Regions from separate parts of the Homo sapiens genome. Here region 1 is linked to region 2. A link is a loop called in an ENCODE intact Hi-C map of the cell type or tissue named here. Cell type or tissue: transverse colon. All regions are shown on one strand. Each heading gives the region's core, and the rest is flanking DNA. Links, peaks and the distances in the headings are about the cores only. Region 1 overlaps CSF2RB (colony stimulating factor 2 receptor subunit beta). Region 2 holds the start of LOC105373022 (a long non-coding RNA gene).

Evidence for each region. Hi-C counts contacts between places; a loop is a spot of excess contacts. Peaks named below come from ENCODE experiments on the same cell type or tissue, not always from the same donor. Only the 100,000 strongest peaks of a DNase experiment are listed, where the experiment ranks them.
Region 1: a loop joins it to region 2, with 6 times the contacts of the local background. A loop is called at or near these places in 3 of 110 quality-filtered maps.

What each region holds. Positions count from the first base shown.
Region 1 is chr22:36,934,076-36,943,255 of GRCh38, reverse strand. CSF2RB (colony stimulating factor 2 receptor subunit beta) reads right to left here. Exons shown (of 14, transcript NM_000395.3): 11 at 7,815-7,905; 12 at 7,569-7,626; 13 at 6,604-6,707; 14 at 2,817-5,879. The coding sequence ends at 4,754. Among named protein-coding and RNA genes, the nearest start is that of CSF2RB, 25 kb to the right of the region's middle. In transverse colon, for the core only: no CTCF peak of the experiment used is centred there; no DNase peak of the experiment used is centred there.
Region 2 is chr22:36,883,283-36,892,746 of GRCh38, reverse strand. LOC105373022 (a long non-coding RNA gene) reads left to right here and starts at 3,443. Exons shown (of 2, transcript XR_938229.2): 1 at 3,443-3,551; 2 at 3,878-4,719. In transverse colon, for the core only: no CTCF peak of the experiment used is centred there; no DNase peak of the experiment used is centred there; H3K27me3 peaks cover 1,298 bases.

The DNA of each region.
Region 1 (9,180 bases), core at 1,181-9,180, 50 kb before region 2:
CCTCATTTTGAATCCATAAAGGGCCCCAGACCGAGCCACGTGGCAAAACCTCCCCCTACACCCCACCTCCCACCCCTGAATCCCCTTTCCACGGAAAGCCATTTTCATCACTCAATAAAATTATTCTCAGCCCTCCTCACCCTCCAATGTCCAGTATATCTTCATTCTTCTTGGGCGAGGTACAAGGGCTCAGGAACCACTGAACATGGGTACAAGTTATACAAGTTATACGCGATAGCGTGGCCGAGTGAGACCTGGGCAAGGCATCACTGACTGGGGGCCCCGGCTTGCAAAGTGACCAAGAAGAAAAGTCCTACATCGTTTGGGAAGACTTGGGGATTTCCAAGGGAGCTGGAGGGGCTGTGTTCTAAGAAGAACCCACACTTGAGTTAGGACTTGTAGGGTGACTCTGTCCCTGGTGGAGTCCTGATAAATAAGCAACAATGAGGAAGAGGCCCCAGGTTGGGGAGGGCCCCAAGTGGGGAGAAAAGTCATCAATTATTCTCAGAGACAGCTAATCACAAACAACCAGGCACAACAACCTCGTTCTGCTTGTTCTGCATGTAGCCCTCTTCAACGTGACTCTATGAAACTTCCCTTCAGCCACTGCCTCTTTGCAGACAGCCCCTTCTCTGCTCATTGTAATTGCGACCTTGCAACGTATTTTCATACCTTCTCTAATAAATCTGCCTTTCTTTACCTACAACTGGCTTGGTAAATTCCTTTACCTCCTGTGCCACCAGACCCAGAGAGTTGCTACCTGCGTCACTGGGTAGATGAAGTTACCCCTGCTCAGGACACCCAGCATGACCCATGGCCCAAATCACCGCATTTCAATGCTTTGGGCACACTGACCCTGCACCCGGGCTGCCCAGCTTCTATTGATTGAGCACCACCGGATGCAGGTTGCCTTGTTGGGGTTGGGAAAGGATTGTTTCCAAACGAAGGAAAGGCTCCCTCTAGGAGCAAACGATTGTCTTGGTGCAAGGGTTCTGTGTGATCAATTAAACACGTGAAATGCTTGTGAGGCCCAAGCTGCTGATGGTCTCCAGCCCTGCTCCTTCCTTATGTAGTGTGTTCTCAGGGTTCCCCACCATGAAGGGCTCCGGGACTGGCCATTTCCACCCAACATGGGCTCTTCCAACAGGCAATTCATCCCCCAAGTTCCCCATGGGGGGACAAATGTCAACTCTGGATGGCCAATGGCTTCCCTAGCCCACTTCTGCTTCCTGCCCTCCCTTTCATCCCCCTAATAAGTTTTTTGTTCTCCTCCATCTTAGGGACAGCCTCCTGCAGGCCTTGCTCACCTCAATGATCACCTACTACATGCATGGCTCTGGGCTGGGTTCTCAGGGGAAGACAGATGAGGGAGCTGCAGTCCTCCAGGGAAGGTCTCTCTGGACTCCAATGGGTGAGAATTGCACCTTCAGTGTTCAGCTCCCAGATAAACAGACACTTTTCAGGGTCACCTCTGATTCAATCTCCCCCTGCCACCAAATCAATTTATTTGGTTTATGGATTTTTCTGTCTTGCCAACCAACATGGATCATCTTACATCTCCGTATGGATCTTTAGGTGAGAGACTTACCTTTTGAGGGCAGGCTCTGAGACACAGGGCTACAGTTCAAATCTTGGCTCTGCCCCTTACCTGCTGGCAGACCTGGGGCAAGTTGTATGACATCTCTGTGCCTTAGTTTCCTCAATGACAAAAATGATAAAGATAGTATCTTCCACTTCCATAGTATCTAAATGAATTGATCTTAGAGGTCACTCGAATGGGGCCTGCCAGGAATAAGCTCTCGATCACTCTCAGTTATTTGTATGGGGAACTCAGTCTCTATTTAGTTTTTCACTCTCATGACTAGGGAAAAATACAGGACGTTCAGTTGTGTTGGAATTTCAGATAATAATGAACGATTTTTTAAAAGTGTGTTCTTTATCCTCCTTTCCCTCACTGTCTTTCCTCTTCCCTCATCCCTCCTGGATTTTCCCAGGAGTGCCCTGCGTCTCCCTCCATTGCGTGGTGTTCCACACGCCATCATGTACCCACTGTAGTGCCCCAAAGACCAAAGGCCCTTCTGTTTGGCAGAATTCATTTCCTTGTGTTATAGGAATTATTAAAAAATTATTTGAGGCAGATAAAGAGGAAAAGTGGTCCTTGGGAAGTTTTCGTTTCTGTTTTAAAAGCAGCTCCAAAAAACGTTTCTTGTCTAGCAGGAAAGCCCCGGCTCTTAGAATCAGGCTGGCAACCTTTGATATGCAAATGCAGACCGTTAGAAACTGGGTCCACCCAAACATGGGGATTCCCGCCATCTTTTCCTTGTCCCCATGTTTGCCTGGCAATATGGCCACCCCCACATAGTCCCACCTGTGTAGAACATCATGGCGCCCTGCATTTGCATATTAAAATGCTAGGGTGAAAGGGCCAGGTTTTTCAGGGGTTACATGAATGACATGCCTGGTCAAACCAATCCCCTGAGCCCTATGCAAATCAGATACTGCCTTCTCTAGCCTCCTCATATAACTGGCTTATTTCTGTGGCACTCAGGGTTTCCTCTCTCAGCTTTGGATCCCCCCTCCCTCTGTCTCTGTACAGGGGAGCTTCTTCCTTCTTTCTTGCCTATTAAACTCTCCACTCCTTAAAACCACTCCATGTGTTTCCGTGTCGTTTTATTTAAATCGGCGCAAGACTAAGGACCCTGGTGTTCCTCCAGTCACTGGAGCTGTATCACTTACAATAGCAATTGAGGTTTCAAAGAGCAACCCCTTCCTCCAACTACACCAACATGCACACACAAATTCAGGGTTTCACTTTGTTTTATGTTACAAATATTTTATTGCAATTTTTTCCCTTTAACAATGTCTGGATATTTTGGAATTAATATCTCGGACTTCTTTCTAATCCACATTGGTTCATCTTGTTCATTATGAACAGAGGATTCTACTTTACAATGTACTAAAATGTTGTTATGTATTTCAGGACCATTGAACATTCAAGTTGTTTATCATTTTCTTTGACCACCAACATTGCTGTAATGAATAGGGATTTAAGAGCAAAAGTAACGAGAATACTTGCTTAACCACTTATGAAAACATATCATAAAAGTAGAACAATCAAAATGGTGGATGCCATAGAGAAAGCAAGGTAACAAAATAGGAAGCCTAGGGACCAATAAAGTATATATACAAGGATTTCCTATATCACAAAAGTAACACTTCAGGTACATGGAAAAAGAATTTCAGTACCAAAAGGCACCTCAGTCTCACATCCACACATTCAAAAATAATTAAAATTTTACATGAAAAGTTGGAAACACAAAATGAACTAGAAAAACAATATATAAATTAGGACAAACACTGCTTTGCAATGGGAGGACCTTTGTAAATCTGACAGTAAAAGTGAAGAAGGAGTTTACTAGGGATCTGTTTGACATTACAGAAGCATTCATATTCATACACCATAAAACCTCATATACAACATTATAAGACAAACAACAGATTTGGGGGAAAAACACTCCACCATCTGTGAAAGACTGTATGTCAATAGTCAAAAAGACTTAATCAGAAAATGATAGCACCCAACAGAAGAAAGACCTTAATGGGCTTGGCCCAGTTAAAAAATACCAATCGATGCCTAAGATACCTATAAAAATATGTGCAAACTGGATAACTAAAATAATGCAAATTAAAGCAATTTAATGCCATTATTTTTCCTGTATCTGAAAGGCAAAGATTTAAAAGAACCATAATCCCTGGTGCAGGCCCAGGCATAGATCAGCAGCCCCTCATCTGTGGCCGGTGGGAGGGAGAGTTGCCTGGTCTATCTGGAAGAGTGGCCACCCGGGCCATTTGGACCAAAGGCCCTAAAGCATATATGCCTTTGGGGCATTTTCCTTTGTTTGGCAGTTTCCCCTGACTTTTCCGCAGTAGACGTGGGCTCTGGACTCCTCTCCTGATGTTCCCCAGGTCCCGCCAGCCTGCCCACCACTTGGGCCGTTAACTTCTCTACATGACGTGGGGTCTCAAGGGACTGGAGGTCCCACAGACATCACTGAGACAACTAGCAGGGCTCCCCAGAAGCTCCCAAACAGTCTCTCATGTGCGTCCCTTGCACCGCCCCCCCGACCCCCAATACCATGCCCATTTCTCGGAGTGACAATCGAGGCTAGTCTGAATTCCCTGAGCCTCACTGAGCGTGCCCAGTCCTGTGCCACTCTTCCAAGCCCTAACCCCCACGGGTGCCCACCTGGTGCCTCCCACCTCTGCACCCAGATGAGAATCATGTCATGTGCATCAGCGACTGCCGGGGACAGGCAGCCCACACAAGTCCTCAACACAACCAGCCGCATCTCAGTCTGATAAGGCTCAGCTCAGACCTCAGCCCCACTCTCATAATAAATCAGTGAAAAAAGAAGGAAGAAAAATGGCAAAAGCAAGGAAACCTGATTAAAAAAATGAGGGGGAGATGGAATGAGTATATCTAGAAAGTTCTAATAATGCAGAACCTACAAATAAGTTAACCTGACAGGAAAAATGTGTGCATGTACGTGTGTGTGTGTGTGTCTGTGTGAGCGCAGGGAGAGAAGTGATTTGCTGAAGGTCAAGGGGGCCGGAGCAAGGCTATCTCCTTTCCCAGGCCTCTAGCTACCTTGACAGGAGGCTGCCCCTTGGCTTTGCAGAAATGACTGAGGAAGGTCAGGCGGGAGGGAAGGCAAGCCCTCTCCATCCCCTTGCCTGTCTAGGCCTGGGGGTCTCAACACACCTCCCCAGGCTTGTTGACCTCCCAAGGGGGCAGAGACAGGTAGTCCTGCTGCTTCAGGGCTTTGAAGAGCTGAATGACGGGCACCTGGGGCACAGCCTGGCCTGGGGGCTTCTTGACTTGAAAAGCCTGGTCTAGGTTCTTGATCTCAGGACCGGGTCCCGGGGAAGAAGGTTTACTCCGGAGCGAGAGAGGGCCGGGCCCCAGGCCGGGGAGGAAGCAATAGTCGCCCACTTGCTGCAGGACAAGGAGGCCCTCGGGCTGTGGGGATGTTGGGGACACATCTGCCGGGCGTTCCCCTGGGTTCAGGACAGGGCTTTTGGCCTCAGGGGGGACAGGATTGTTCCTTGGTGACCTGGGGGACCGGCCCTCAATTGGAGGGAGCTCCACATAGCCCTCAAACCCTGACTTCACAGGGCCTGGGGCTCCAGGGGGTCCACTGGCCAGCCCAGGACATAAGCTGGGGGTCTGGTCTGAGGGGAGGCCCAGAGAGGGAACTAGGGAGACAGACGAGGCCCCTGAGTTTGGGGTGAATACCAGGTCTGCAGAGGAGACATAACCAGAGGCCACTCCAGGGTCCTCAGTGTCCCCAGAGCTCATGGGTATAGCCACAGGGCTGTCCTTTTGGTCCTGTCCTCCCACCCTTGGCCCAAGAGCAGGAGGGGCAGGGCCTCCCCCGGACTCCAGGGAGGGACTCCCTGCAGCCCCCTGGCTCGGCCTTCTCTCCACTTCCACGGCCTGTCCTGGTCCCATCGCCTGGGCCAGAGGGACCAGTTGCACCTGCCCCCCAGCAGGCAGACACAGGTACTCCAGGGACCCTGGAGGTGGGGACTTCTGGCTCCCACCCTCCTGTGGGGGCTCCGGCTGGCCCAGGATGTCAGGTAGGGAGCGGCTGTGGGGCGGCCCCAGGTAGGGCCCATTGAAGTCAAAGCTGGAAGCCTGTTTCTCAGGTGTGTGGGAGGCGGCAGGCGGGCCTGGCTGGGGGCTGGGGGGCTGCTCTGTGGGTAGATCTGAGGCAGCTGGAGTCGTGTCAGGCCCAGATGGTGGATCACAGACATGCTTGGGGTCCTCTATGGTGAGAGGTGACACCTCGCTGTCCCCGAATCCTACAGGGAACACCCTGTGGGAAGAAAATGGGCAGAAGAGTTGGGACCACCCTGGGCAGATGATCCGGGTCAGGCACAAGGGTCTTGGTGGGGTGGAGATGGTTCTCTGGAAGCCCTGATGTCCCCCAGATCTCACAGAGAGAACCTGAACGGGACAGGGTTGAGGGAGCAGGGGCCCCAGAGAAGGACATGGGACATGGATTCAGTCTTTCCGTGGCTCAGGAGCTCCATCCTCCATGCTGAGCTCAAGGTCTTCCTCTGCAAGGCTGGTACCCTCTCCCTTTTGACCTTAAAGTCCATCCTCCTTCAGCACCAGGCTCATGCCCAGCCTGTGCACTGGGCAACCCTTCCATCATTCTATCAACCATGCCACCCCCTTCTCCCTGCCGAGTTGGTGGTCAGCTGCCGGCTCAGGCGCCGAGTTCCCGGGAGTCTGCAGCCCCAGCTACCCCATGAGGCCTCTGCAGTGTGACGCCTCTGAGGCAGCCAGGGAGGGGAAGGCCAACTGTTTCCCTCTTTCACTTCCGGTCACTCCCCTTGTCTGGCACTTCCTTACCTGGAAAGAGGAAGTTCTTCCTCACATCCCCCCCAGGTGCCTCCTGCTTTAGTGCAAACCAGCTCCCTTGGATCCCTTCACAGTGAGCCACAGGCAGCCTCACTTGAGTCCCTGATTTCCACAATGGAGTCAGCCCCCCGTATGAACCCCAAAGGTCAGGAGTGATCCACGAGCCCACTCACCCCTCCAGCTCAGGGAAGCGGCTGCCCCACGGCCCCTGGTGTGGGGGACTCCCGCTAGTGAAGGCCGACATGCTGCCTGGGGGCCAAAGCTCTGCGCTCCCGTTCTGCAAGAGCAGAGACATTTGGGCCGGTGAGCATCAGGAGGTCCGAGGTGGGGGCAAGGCAGAGGGTGACGGGGGTGCAGGAGGATTCAAGGAGCCCCCAGACAAGAGAAGAATCTCCACTTCTTCAGGACTGGCCACGGCCTTTTGACACCAGCAAAGTGAGGCCCAGAGAGGGGCGGGGACTTCCCCCATGTCCCTGCTACCTGAGGACAGGGCCCTTTTCCTGTGATTTTTCTAACCTGGAGTGCCTGTCTCCATGCTCACCCCCATTTCTCCTCCACACCAGCCAAGAGACCCCTCCACAGGCAAAGCTGGCCCTGCCTGCCTGACTATAGGGCTCCCATCACCCACACGCTGGTGTCTTCCCCATGGTCATCTCAGCCTCCCAACATGGCCCCCAGCCTCCTGTCCCACCCCTTCAGCTCCCTTCCTGAAGGGTTTCTGTCTCCACCCTCAAGATGCCCTGAGCCAGAGCAACTTTTGCCACCTGGCACCACTGGGACCCTCAAAGCTCAGCCCAGGTATCTTGTCCTTGGGGAGCCCTTCTGCCTCCTGACACCCCATCCATCCTGGTAGCAGGAACCCCCTCTGTGAGCCCACCCTGTCCCAGGCATCCCCACACTCAGTTCTCTCCACTGGGCTCCATGCAGAGCTCTGGCAGGCAGGGCCAGGTGTGGGCACTCCAGGGAATCCCGGGAATGAATTTCCAAGTGCTGGCCCCACTCCCAAAGCTCCCAAAGCCCAGTCCACCTACATCCCTACCACCCAAAGCCCACAGGAAGGGAAGGAGGAGGTGGGGACAGAGACAAGAGAGGCAGGAACAGAGAAGCCCCCACTCCGCCCCTCGCAGCCAGTTCCTACCTGGAACAGGTGGCTCTTGCTGGGGTTGGGGATCTTCTCCTCCCACTTTCTGCGCAGCCTGGAAGACACCACGGAGGTGACAGCCATCAGAGACCTCATGGCCAGCTGCTCCCATGCTCATGCCCAGAGGGGAAACTGAGGCCCAGGAAGGGAGCGGCAGAGCAGGGCCTGGAGGGAGCTGGGTGGGATTCCCCAGTGCCCTCTGGGGTCTCGGCTGCCACCTCCAGCCCCACAGAGTCCCCTCACCTGTACCCGTAGATGCCACAGAAGCGGAGGGCCAGGAGCACAGCGATGGTGAGGAAGATCACGATGAGGGCCAGCACCCACATAGGCAGCACTTCCAGCAGCCGGGGAGAAAGAGGAATGTCAGCATCTGGGCGGGAAATCGACCTCAGGGCAGGGAGTGGGGTTGGTGCAGTATTCCTTAAGACCCCGCTCTGTGCAGGCCCAGGGCTCTGGAACTTACTGCCTTGGGGGATTAGGGGAGAGAGGCCAGATCCATGCTGGGAAGGGCATTGGTCTGAACCCCCACAGTGTTCAAAGTGCTGGGAGGACACAGGAGGGTCAGATCCTTTCCAGGATCTATAGCACAGGAGGTGCTACAGGGAGGGCAAGAACCACTGTTCATGGCAATCACAGGGGACTTCCTGAAGGAGGTGGCATATTAGCTGGGCCTCCAGTAATAGGAAGGATTAGAGGTGGAGATGGGGAAAGGCATAGTGGCAGAGGCACCAGCAGGAGCAAAGGCCCCTCCAGAGGCCCCTGATCCCACCTGCTGCCCAGCCCTGAGCTCCCAGGCCAGGTTCCTCCAGGACTCCCCTCTTCCTCCTCTCTTGGGCCCATTGGTCCGGCCTCCTTTCTACCTGGTTGTGGCCCTCTCCCTGGGCCCCTGCCGCTACCAAGCCTGGCTGGGGACTTGGGTTGCTCCCAATATCTCCTGTATCCTTACTCTCTCTGAAACCACCCCTTGGACTTGTCTTGTTCTGCGGGAGTCGCCTGGTGGTCACTGTGGTGAAAGGTGAGGGGTCAGTGCACGCAGCAAGTGCAGGGAGGTGGGAAGATGAAGGAATCACAGCAAAACCTTCCAATCCAAGGACCCAGTCTGTGGCTCTAGATTTTCTTGCTTCCATGGTAACAGGAAACTCGGGCTGAGCAACCACAAAAACTTGGTAGTCCCAAAAGCTAAGAAACCAAGGGCCATATTAACAGAAGCCTAAGTCCCAGTTTAAAGGAGGAGCGATCATGAGACCTGCTCTCCTCTGCTCCCTCAAGTCCTCACTTGCAGTCTGTACTGAACACCAGGTGTCACTTTCCAACGACTAGTGGTCCAAGGGAGGGAAGGAGGCCTGAGTGGAGTGGGGTCTGGAGCCCCACATCTCTGTGCCCACCCAGAGATGTGGCATCCTCTGCCCAGCTGTGCTGTCTCATGAAGAGTGGGTGGAGAACTTCTGACTCCACGCCCAGTTTCTGCCTGCTTTACTCTTTGCCTCTTTCAACTTGCGGGTCTGATGACCAGGTGGGAGGTGCTCTCTGCAAAGGCCTTCCCTTTCTCTTTGGCCACCATCTAATCGGGGAGACGGCTCACCTACAAGTTGTTGCAGGCCTGCTACGG
Region 2 (9,464 bases), core at 866-8,865:
ATGAACTCCCTGCTCTCCACCCCCACTCCCATGCTCAGCTGAACCTGTCCTCCCTGTCCTTTGTCCCATTCCTCTTTCCCCCTAAGGACAAACCTCCAGCCCATGGTTATTGTAAGGTTATTCCCTGCACTTGTTTGCAGGGAAACAGAATATTAACCAGAACTTCAAAGGTGGAAAGTCCCAAAGTTTTCAGCCTGGGAAGAGAGCTCCAGGTCCCTCCAGCCAGCAATGCTAGGCTTGGACTCCTGCCTCACCATTTCCTCTCCAAGGGGAGGCTCACCACAGCCTCATCCCACCCTGTCTTTCAGGAAAACCCCACTCCTACCACGTGGCCAGCAATGCTCTCCTGGCATAACAGATCAAAGTAATTAATTTATGCCAAATGAAGTCAAAGCTCTGAAAACTGGAGAATAAGAATCTTTTATGGAAACCGATTTTTAAGCTTGTAAACTATATGTTACCTTTAATGTCATATTTGATACATGCAAAAGATTATGTGTAACCTATATGTAAGCCATAAAGTATAATAAACAGCTGTGAACCCACTCCCCCACCCACTCAACCCCAAGTATTCCAACAAATTTCAGTACCTGTTACTGATACTTACCTATGTCTTCCTCTCCTATGCCTTTGCTACCTCCCTCCCAAAAATAACCACTATCTTGAATTTTGTATCTGCTATTTCTGTTTATAGTACTTGAGCTTTAAAAAAATAGAATCTTATCTTCTGATAGTTGATTTTTCATTCAATTACATTTCTAAGAATCATTCATGTTGTCATTGTGCTATAATCACTGTATGAACCTACTCTTCTCTGGACAGATGTTTGGGTTGCTTACATTTGTTGGGGGCTATTAGGAAGAGAGCTGTCATGAATGTTCTTGCTTATGTCCCAGGGTCATGTGCAAGTTTCATTGCTGAGTCATAAGATATGGGAATGTTCAACTCTACAAAAAAATTGCAAACTGTCTTCCAGAGATTGAACCAGTTTGCACTCCTCTTATTACTACTGAGTATCTTTTTATATAGTTATTGACCATTTTTTTTCCTCTTTACTGGAATATCTAATCATGGCTTTGCCCGTTTTTTATATAGTTGTCCTTATTTTTCTTATTAATATGTGGGAATTCTTTATGTATTCTAGATACTAATCTTTTGTCAGTTACACATCTTGCAAATATCTTCTAGTCTTTGGCTTATCTTTTCTCTTCCTTGTGTCTTCTTTTTGTTTTTTGTTTTGTTTTGTTCTGTTCTGTTTTTAACAGGGCCTCTGTCACCCAGGCTAGAAAGCAGTGGTGCAGTTGTAGCTCACTGCCACCTCGAACTCCTGGGCTCAAGTGATCCCTTGCCTCAGCTTCCTGAGTAGCTGGGACTATAGGCACATCAGCTAATTTTAACATTTCTTTTATAGAGACAAGGTCTAGCTTTGTTCCCCAGGTTAGTTGCAAACTTCTGGCTTCAAGCAATCCTCCTACCTGGGCCTTCTCAAGTGTTGGGATTACAGGCTGAGCCACTGTGCCTCTTCTCTTGTGACTTTTGATGATGAGAACATCTTGAGCTTAATGTAATCAAATTTATTAATATTTATTTATTTTTGTTTTCTTTATGAAATTGTTCTCTATCCCAAGATTTGGTAGATAGCATCCTATATATCTTCTCAAAGTATTACTTTTCTGTCTTACAGTTTAATGCATAAGTTGCCTTTTGGAATGGTTTAAGTTAGGGATCCAATCTCATTTGTTTTGTGTTCCATATGGCCTAGCAATTGCCCAAGCACCATTATGTGATTTGATTTCTCTTCCCCCAACTAATCTGCAAATCTACCTTTTTTTTTTTTTTTTTTTTTTTTTTGAGACAGACTCTCACTCTGTCACCCAGGCTGGAGTGCAGTGGTGTGATTTTGGCTCACTGCAACCTCCGCCTCCCGGATTCAAGCGATTCTCCTGCCTCAGCCTCTTGAGTAGCAGGGATTACAGGTACATGCCACCACACCTGACTAATTTTTGTATTTTTAGTAGAGAAGGGGTTTCACCATGTTGGTCAGGCTGGTCTCAAACTCTTCACCTTATGATCTGCCCGCCTTAGCCTCCCAAATTGCTGGGTTTACAGGCGTGCGCCACTGTGCCCGGCCAAATCTACTTCTATCACATATCAAGTATTTCTGGGCTCTCTATTCTGTTCCATAGATAAATGATCAGTCCCTAGGACAATATTACATTGTTTTCATTTCCATTGCTTTATAATAATTCTTGCTATTCTAGAGGTCATCTCCCATCACTTTATACATCTTCAGGAGTAACTTGGCTATTTCAAGTCCTTTGCTCTTCTATATAAATGTTAGAAAAAGTTTATGAAAATATATACAAAAACAAAATAAAACAAAAAGAAGAAATAAATTATTGGGATTTTTTTCTATTTGCATCAAACCTATGGATAGCTATAGATCAGTTGGGAGAACTGGCAGCTGTGCAATATTAGCCTCCTATTCATGAACATGGGTTGTCTCTCCATTTATTTCAGTTTTCTTTAATCTTTCAGTTAAGTTTTACCATTTTCTACATACAGGTGTTGCCTACCTTTGGTTAGATTTATTTCCAAGTACGTTAAGGTTTTATTGATGTTGTAAATGGCATCTCTTTTAAGAATTCTTTTCAAATTATTTATTGCTGTCGTCTAGAAAGGCAATCAACTTTTAATGTTAGCATAATCAGCCACACAGTGACGCACTCTTATCACAGTGAATGATTTGCCTATACATTCTATTGGGTTTTCAATGTAGACGATTATAGCAAATGTGAATAATGACAGATATGCTTTTGCCTTCCAATTCTTAGGCTTTTATTTCTTTTTAATGCCATGCTGCGTGGCTGGGGCCTCCAGTGTTGGTAGATGAGCGATAGTGGACATTCTTGCCTTTCTACCATGTAAAGGAACTGCTGCTATATTCAAATGTGCTCCTACTAAATGTTAGAATGATGTTTGCTGCAGATTTTCTTGAAGACAGCCTTTATTAAATGAAAGGCATCGCTTTTATTCCCAGTATACTAAGAGGTGTGTGGGTATGTGCACGTGCGTTTAATTTAAATTCATGAATAGGTCTTGAATTGTATCAAATTATTTTCCCCGCATCTGTTGAGTTGATCATATAGTTTTTCTCCTTTATTCTTTTATGTGGTGGTGAATAATTTTTTTTTTTTTGAGGCGGAGTCTCGCTCCGTCGCTCAGGCTGGAGTGCAGTGGCGCGATCTCGGCTCACTGCAAGCTCCGCCTCCCGGGTTGACGCCATTTTCCTGCCTCAGCCTCCCGAGTAGCTGGGACTACAGGCGACTGCTGCCACGCCCGGCTAATTTTTTGTGTTTTTAGTAAAGACAAGGTTTCACCGTGTTAGCCAGGTCGATCTCCTGACCTCGTGGTCCACCCGCCGAACGAGGTCGATCTCCTGACGTCGTGGTTCACCCGCCTCGGCCTCCCAAAGTGCTGGGATTACAGACGTGAGCCACCGCGCCCGGCATGAATAGTACTTATACATGTTTAGATGCAAATCTTTCCTTGTATGTCTGGGTTAAACCTAATGTAGGCATTTATATTGTCTTTGTGTGTATGTGTGTTTCCTGCTGAATTTAGTTTGCTAAAGTCTCTATCTTCATATATGTGATTGATTTATAATTTTTACTACTTGTACTGCTTTTGCATATTTGGGAATTGCTGTGGTCTGAATGTGTCCCCTAAAATTAATGTGTTGGAAACTCAATTTCCAATGTCACAGTGTTGGAATGTGGAAGTTTTTGGGAGGTGTTTAATGGATTAATACTGTTATAAAAAGGCTTTGCAGGAATGGATTTACTCTTTTCCTTTTCTGCTCTTCTGCCATGTGAAGACATAGTGTTCCTCCCCTCTGGAGGATGCGGCGCTCAAGATGCCATGTTGGAAACAGAGAAACTGGACCCTGATCTACCGGTGCCTTGACCTTGGACTGCCCAGCCTCCAGACCTGTGTGAAATAAATTTATTTTCTTTATAAATTATCCAATCGGTGGTATTCTGCTATAGAAGCACAAAACAGACTAAGACAGGCAAGAAGATTATTCTGGCTGCATAGATGAGTTGGGAAATAGTCTATCTTCTATTTTCTGGAAGATTTTTTTGTAATGTTAGCATAATCTGCTGTTCTAACGTTTGGTAGAACTTGCCCATAAAACTGTATGTGCCTGGGGAGGCAACATTTCAACTTCAATGTATTTAATAGTTAAAGGAAAATTCAGTCTCTCTATTCTCTTGATTTTTTAAACCAAATTATACTATTCTAAGTATTTGTTTAACCTAAATTTTAAAATTTAGAATATAAAGCTTTTGACGAAATTCTCAGTGTATTTTAAACCTCTGTTTCATCTATAATTATGGTTCATTTACATTCCTAATACTATTTTTTCTTCTTTCTTTTTATCTTCATCAGTTTTACCATAGTCTTTCCTAAGAACCCAATTTTGGCTTTGTTGACCTTTTCTATTGTATTTTTTGTTGTTGGTTGTGGTGATCTTGAGTTCTGGCCTTATCTTTATGTCTTTACTTCTCTCCTTGAGCTAATTCTATTGTTTGTTTGTTTTTGTTTTTTTACTTCTGATTTTGGAAGTTTAGCTTGTTAATTTTCAGCTATTTTTCTTTTATGTACTTTCTGTATTGTTATATTTGACTATTAAAAGTGTTTTTTTAAGCCTGTATATGCAAAGTGACCTGCAAACATAGGAGCCAGGATACCAAAGAAGGAAGCAGACGAATCCAGCTTGTTATAGGATGGTTTTATTTGGGAACTTAGGGACTGAAGGATGGTCTTGGGCAGCTGTGAGACAGGTAGATCTCTACACTATTATCCCCCAGACCCAGGGATTATACACCATAAAGAAAGGGTAGCACGCTTAATTTGATCTAAAGGCAGGATTTATGGTAGGCATATGTTCTCACACAAAGAACAATAGATAAAATGGAAATCTTAGCGGCATTCCCAGAACCGGGGTTAATCAGAAGTCAACATGGTGGATTAGCTTCCAAGATGGAGTCACTTTAGCCTCCTCACTGTGACTCCTACACCTTTATTTCCCTCGCTGTTTATTTTGGGAAATGTCTCTCTGCTGCCTTAATGTGTCCCCTCAGGAGAATGCTGCAGATGCTGGAGCAGTGAGCAGCAGCCTCCCTGTCCTGGGGTTATTGTTCTCACTTACTTTCTTGTAACACTCTAGTGCAGTGAAAACTACCATCATCTCTTGAACAAACTTTCTCTTTATTTCATGGGCTACAAGGAAGAGATAAAATGCTGTATCACTACACACCACAGGTGTTAGGCCTTATACCTGACGACGCATGATGTTCTGTGGAGGTGGTTTTACCAGACGTAAACAGGATGCTTCAGTTTGAGAAACCTCACCCTTGTTATCTGTTGATTTTGATTCACTCCCTTAGCTTGTCTAGGTCTCTAAAACTGAAGGACATGAAAGACAAATGAATCTGCACAAAACGTGCAAGGATACTTTAAAAAGAAAAAGAAAAAAAAGTGTTTTTTTAAAGTCCTCACATGGCCAAGCATGGTGGTTCACAACTGTAATCCCAGCAGTTTGGGAGGCCGAGGTGGGTGGATCACTTGAGGTCAGGAGTTCAAGACCAGCCTGACCAACATGGTGAAACCCCATCTCCACTGAAAATACAAAAATTAGCTGGGTGTGGTAGTGCATCCCTATAATCCCAGCTACTTGGGAGGCTGAGGCAGGAGAATCGCTTGAACGCGGGAGGCAGAAGTTGCAGTGAGCCGAGATTGTGCCACTGCACTCCAGCCTAGGCGACAGAGCAAGACTCCAACTCAAAAAAACCCCCAAAAACAAACAAACAAAAAATAAAATCCTCACATGTTTAAAAATTTTAAAACACACTTCTAAGTAACTGATAGCTCAGATAATATCCTAATTGAATTTAAATAGTAGTTACAATCAAATGACAATAGGGCATATGAAAACTTGTGGCATATACAAAGTGATATTTTTTAGAAATTTGAACCATTTGACCCTCCTTGTGCCACTGAGCCAATAGGTGGAGAAAGAGGTGGAGAAAGGTGGATCATCTGAGGTCAGGAGTTCAAGACCAGCCTGGCCAACATGGTGAAACCCCGTTTCCACTAAAAATACAACAAAAAAAAAATTAGCTGGACTTGGTGCTGGGTGTCTGTAATCCCAGCTACTTGGGAGGCTGAGGCAGAAGAATCACTTGAACCCGGGAGGCAGAGATTGCAGTGAGCTGAAATTGTGCCACTGCACTCAAGCCTGGGCAACAAGAGCAAAACTCCATCTCAAAAAAAAAAAAAAAAAAAAAAAAAAAAAAGAAAAAAAAAAGAAAAGAAAAGAAAAAAGAAAGGAGGTAGACAGGACTATGTGTGGTCCCACCGTGATTCACATAGGTGCCTCTCAGTATTTTCTTACCCAATAGTCCTGGTCAATGGAATACTGAGGCAATCTGATAAAGACAAGTCTAACGAGAACTCAGATCCCATAGGAATGAAGTCTTGAGTTGCTCCACCACATAAAGACCCTTATTTGACCCATGTACTGGCAGAGGAAAGAGGAACATGAAATGAACACTGGGAACAGGTAGCTCAAAATATCAGCTTTGGACCTGTGACCAGCTGCGGATGCAGGGGCTCTAACAGCCATGCGTATATTACTTCATTCATCATGCCTCCACTGCTTTATATAAAGAATACCCGTAGCAGCTCACACTTTGGGTTTCAGGTGGGAGTATGTCTGTATGGATATGATCCTAAAATGCCAAAATAGCTGATGGGAATTCCTGTGTTCCCTGTCTTGGGAACATGGAGTTTTCACTTGGCTGAAGGATAAGCGTATATAATGAGGGGCAAAACGGGTGGAGGATGCCAGATATCTTCATTTTTCCCCACTCACATCTACACTGTGCTCTCTTCCGCCCTGCTGTCTACCTTGGGAAGCTAACCTGTGTGGATTACAACAGCCTGGCCCTAGGGCTTCCAGTTTTGTTTGGCAGTAGGGAACCCCTCCCCTGAGATCAGAATGGGGAAGGAGAGGAGGGCGGGGTATTTGTTCCTCTGATCGCCTCCCAGCGGGGTTACTTTGGGTCAATCTCGCCCACCAGTCAAAGATCACCAGTCCTTCTAAGGAGGCCATGTCTACACAATCCCCTCCTTCCAGGTTTTGTAGACACTCCTTCCCTTTATTCCTTTGGGCTCAGGAATGTAACAGGTCTGAGGTCCTATCCCTGGGATATTGAACTATTCCTTGAGGTTTTCCTGTGTGTTGTCTACGTCTTTGTAAACAGTCCCTTTATTAAACACACCTTGAATTATCTTAACTTGAGGATGCCAGATATTCCCTCCTGGACATCTCATGATGTACCAGGAACAGGGTCCCCAAACCAAGAAGCACACTGCAATCAATTGCCTTTTTAATGACTTCTTCCAGCATCCTATTCCATGAGATGCCTACTTGAGAAGCCTGTTTCTAATTGGGTAATTTTCCATTATCTCCTGCTCACCATTAATTGAGAATTGCTCAAGGCCCATAATTAACTAATTAAATATTCACCATATTTTTAATGGGAATGTTTTACTCTGTGTTAATTGTGTAGTCATTATCATCACAGTAACCCTTATCTGTATTTGTTAGCAACTTCCCCACTATGCAAAGAATGAACAATAGCTGAATCACGGTGTTTGACATTTCTTTGGTATCAGTTTTTCTCAGTTATTTCCACTTTTAGCTGATAAACTTTTTGTGCAAGAATGAAGTCTTACATCATCATTTTCTCATAAGTCACAAAAATTCTCCAAAACCTTTATGTACAGACTTGTTTGCAAGCATCAGTATAGTCAGAATCTGTGTCAAATGTGTTAATGTATAATCAGCATCATTCCAAACACTGTCAATTGTGTACATGACATTCTTAACACTGGACTCTTTCGGGAGCCATGGAATCTTAGGTTCTGTGATGGTAGCAAGAGCACAGCCTGAAAAAAAGTGTTTACCCTTCCTCTAAACTTCTTTGCACTTAGGCTAAAATGCACATATCCCCCAAGGGGAAATAAAAGCTGAAACTGCTTTTCCACAAGATGTTTAGGGAGGGAGTATGCATAGCAGTTTCCTAGGAATGATAACATCTAACAATTGTTTTTTCCAAGCTAGAATCCCTGCAATGAGTTTGTACCGCTGGTATAAAAATGTTATTAATCAGTCAGAAAATATTTCTCTGGTTACTCATGGTGTCTAGTATGTGTACTGACAGACGGTAAATTGGATACATCCTACAAAGATGGTGGATGTAGGCTTTTTCCAGTTACTGTCAAATGTATCTGGTGTGTTCCTGTAGCACATGGTACGCCAAGAACAGTCAACAGGGTGTAAGCAATTGGTGGGTCCTCATCAGCCATTCTGCAGAGCAGACTGAAGCCCACTGCCAATTGATCAGAGCCAAGGTTTTCATCAGATACCGTTACTTAACAAATCCACCCATGCAATTTTCATCAGCTTCATTATCAGCAAAAGCTTTTCACTTCTGATTTTGACGGGTTCTTACTTGAGCTGTACATAAAATCAAAATTCATCCCCCCAAAAGCATCAAAAAATAAGGGAATAGCAGAGACACATATGGCTGGTAAGCGTTAACTATTCAGCTCAGGGTCAAGGAGTGCTACCAAGTGAGTTTGAGTACCAAGTTTACACAAAAGTAGATTGTGAATCTGTATAGACGTCCCAGCTGTCTTCTGGTTAGTGGTTTCCAGGAATATCTTTTTTCATACTTTTTTTTTAATTTCAATGTTTCCATGACGTTTTACCTTATGTGTGTCTCTTGTACATATGACACTTACATAGATTTAGATTTTTAAAAATTCAATCTGACAGTCTTTTTTTTTTTTTTTTTGACGGAGTCTCACTCTCTCGCTTAGGTTGGAGTGCAGTGGTGCGATCTCGGCTCACTGTAACCTCCGCCTCCCGAGTTCAAGCGATTCCCCTGCCTCAGCCTCCTGAGTAGCTGGGATTACAGGTGTGCACCACCACGCCCGGCTAATTTTTTAGTGTTTTTAGTAGAGACGGCATTTCACCATATTGGCCAGGCTGGTCTCAAACTCCTGACCTCGTGATCTGCCAGCCTCTACCTCCCAAAGTGCTGGGGTTACAGGCATGAGCCGCTGTGCCCGGCCCTGACAGTCTTTTAACTCATGCATGGAATCCATCTATGTTTATGGTATCAGAATTATTGATAAATTTGGACTTTTTACCAACTCACCCATTGAATAATATATATGTGTGTATACACACACACACACGCACACACATAGATGCGTTCATACCTTCTTTCTTTTACACATCTGAAAATTTGCCATCTCATTCTTTTTTGCTTGTTTATCTTTATGGTTACATTCTTTATTTCTTTAAATATTTCAGTCACATAATT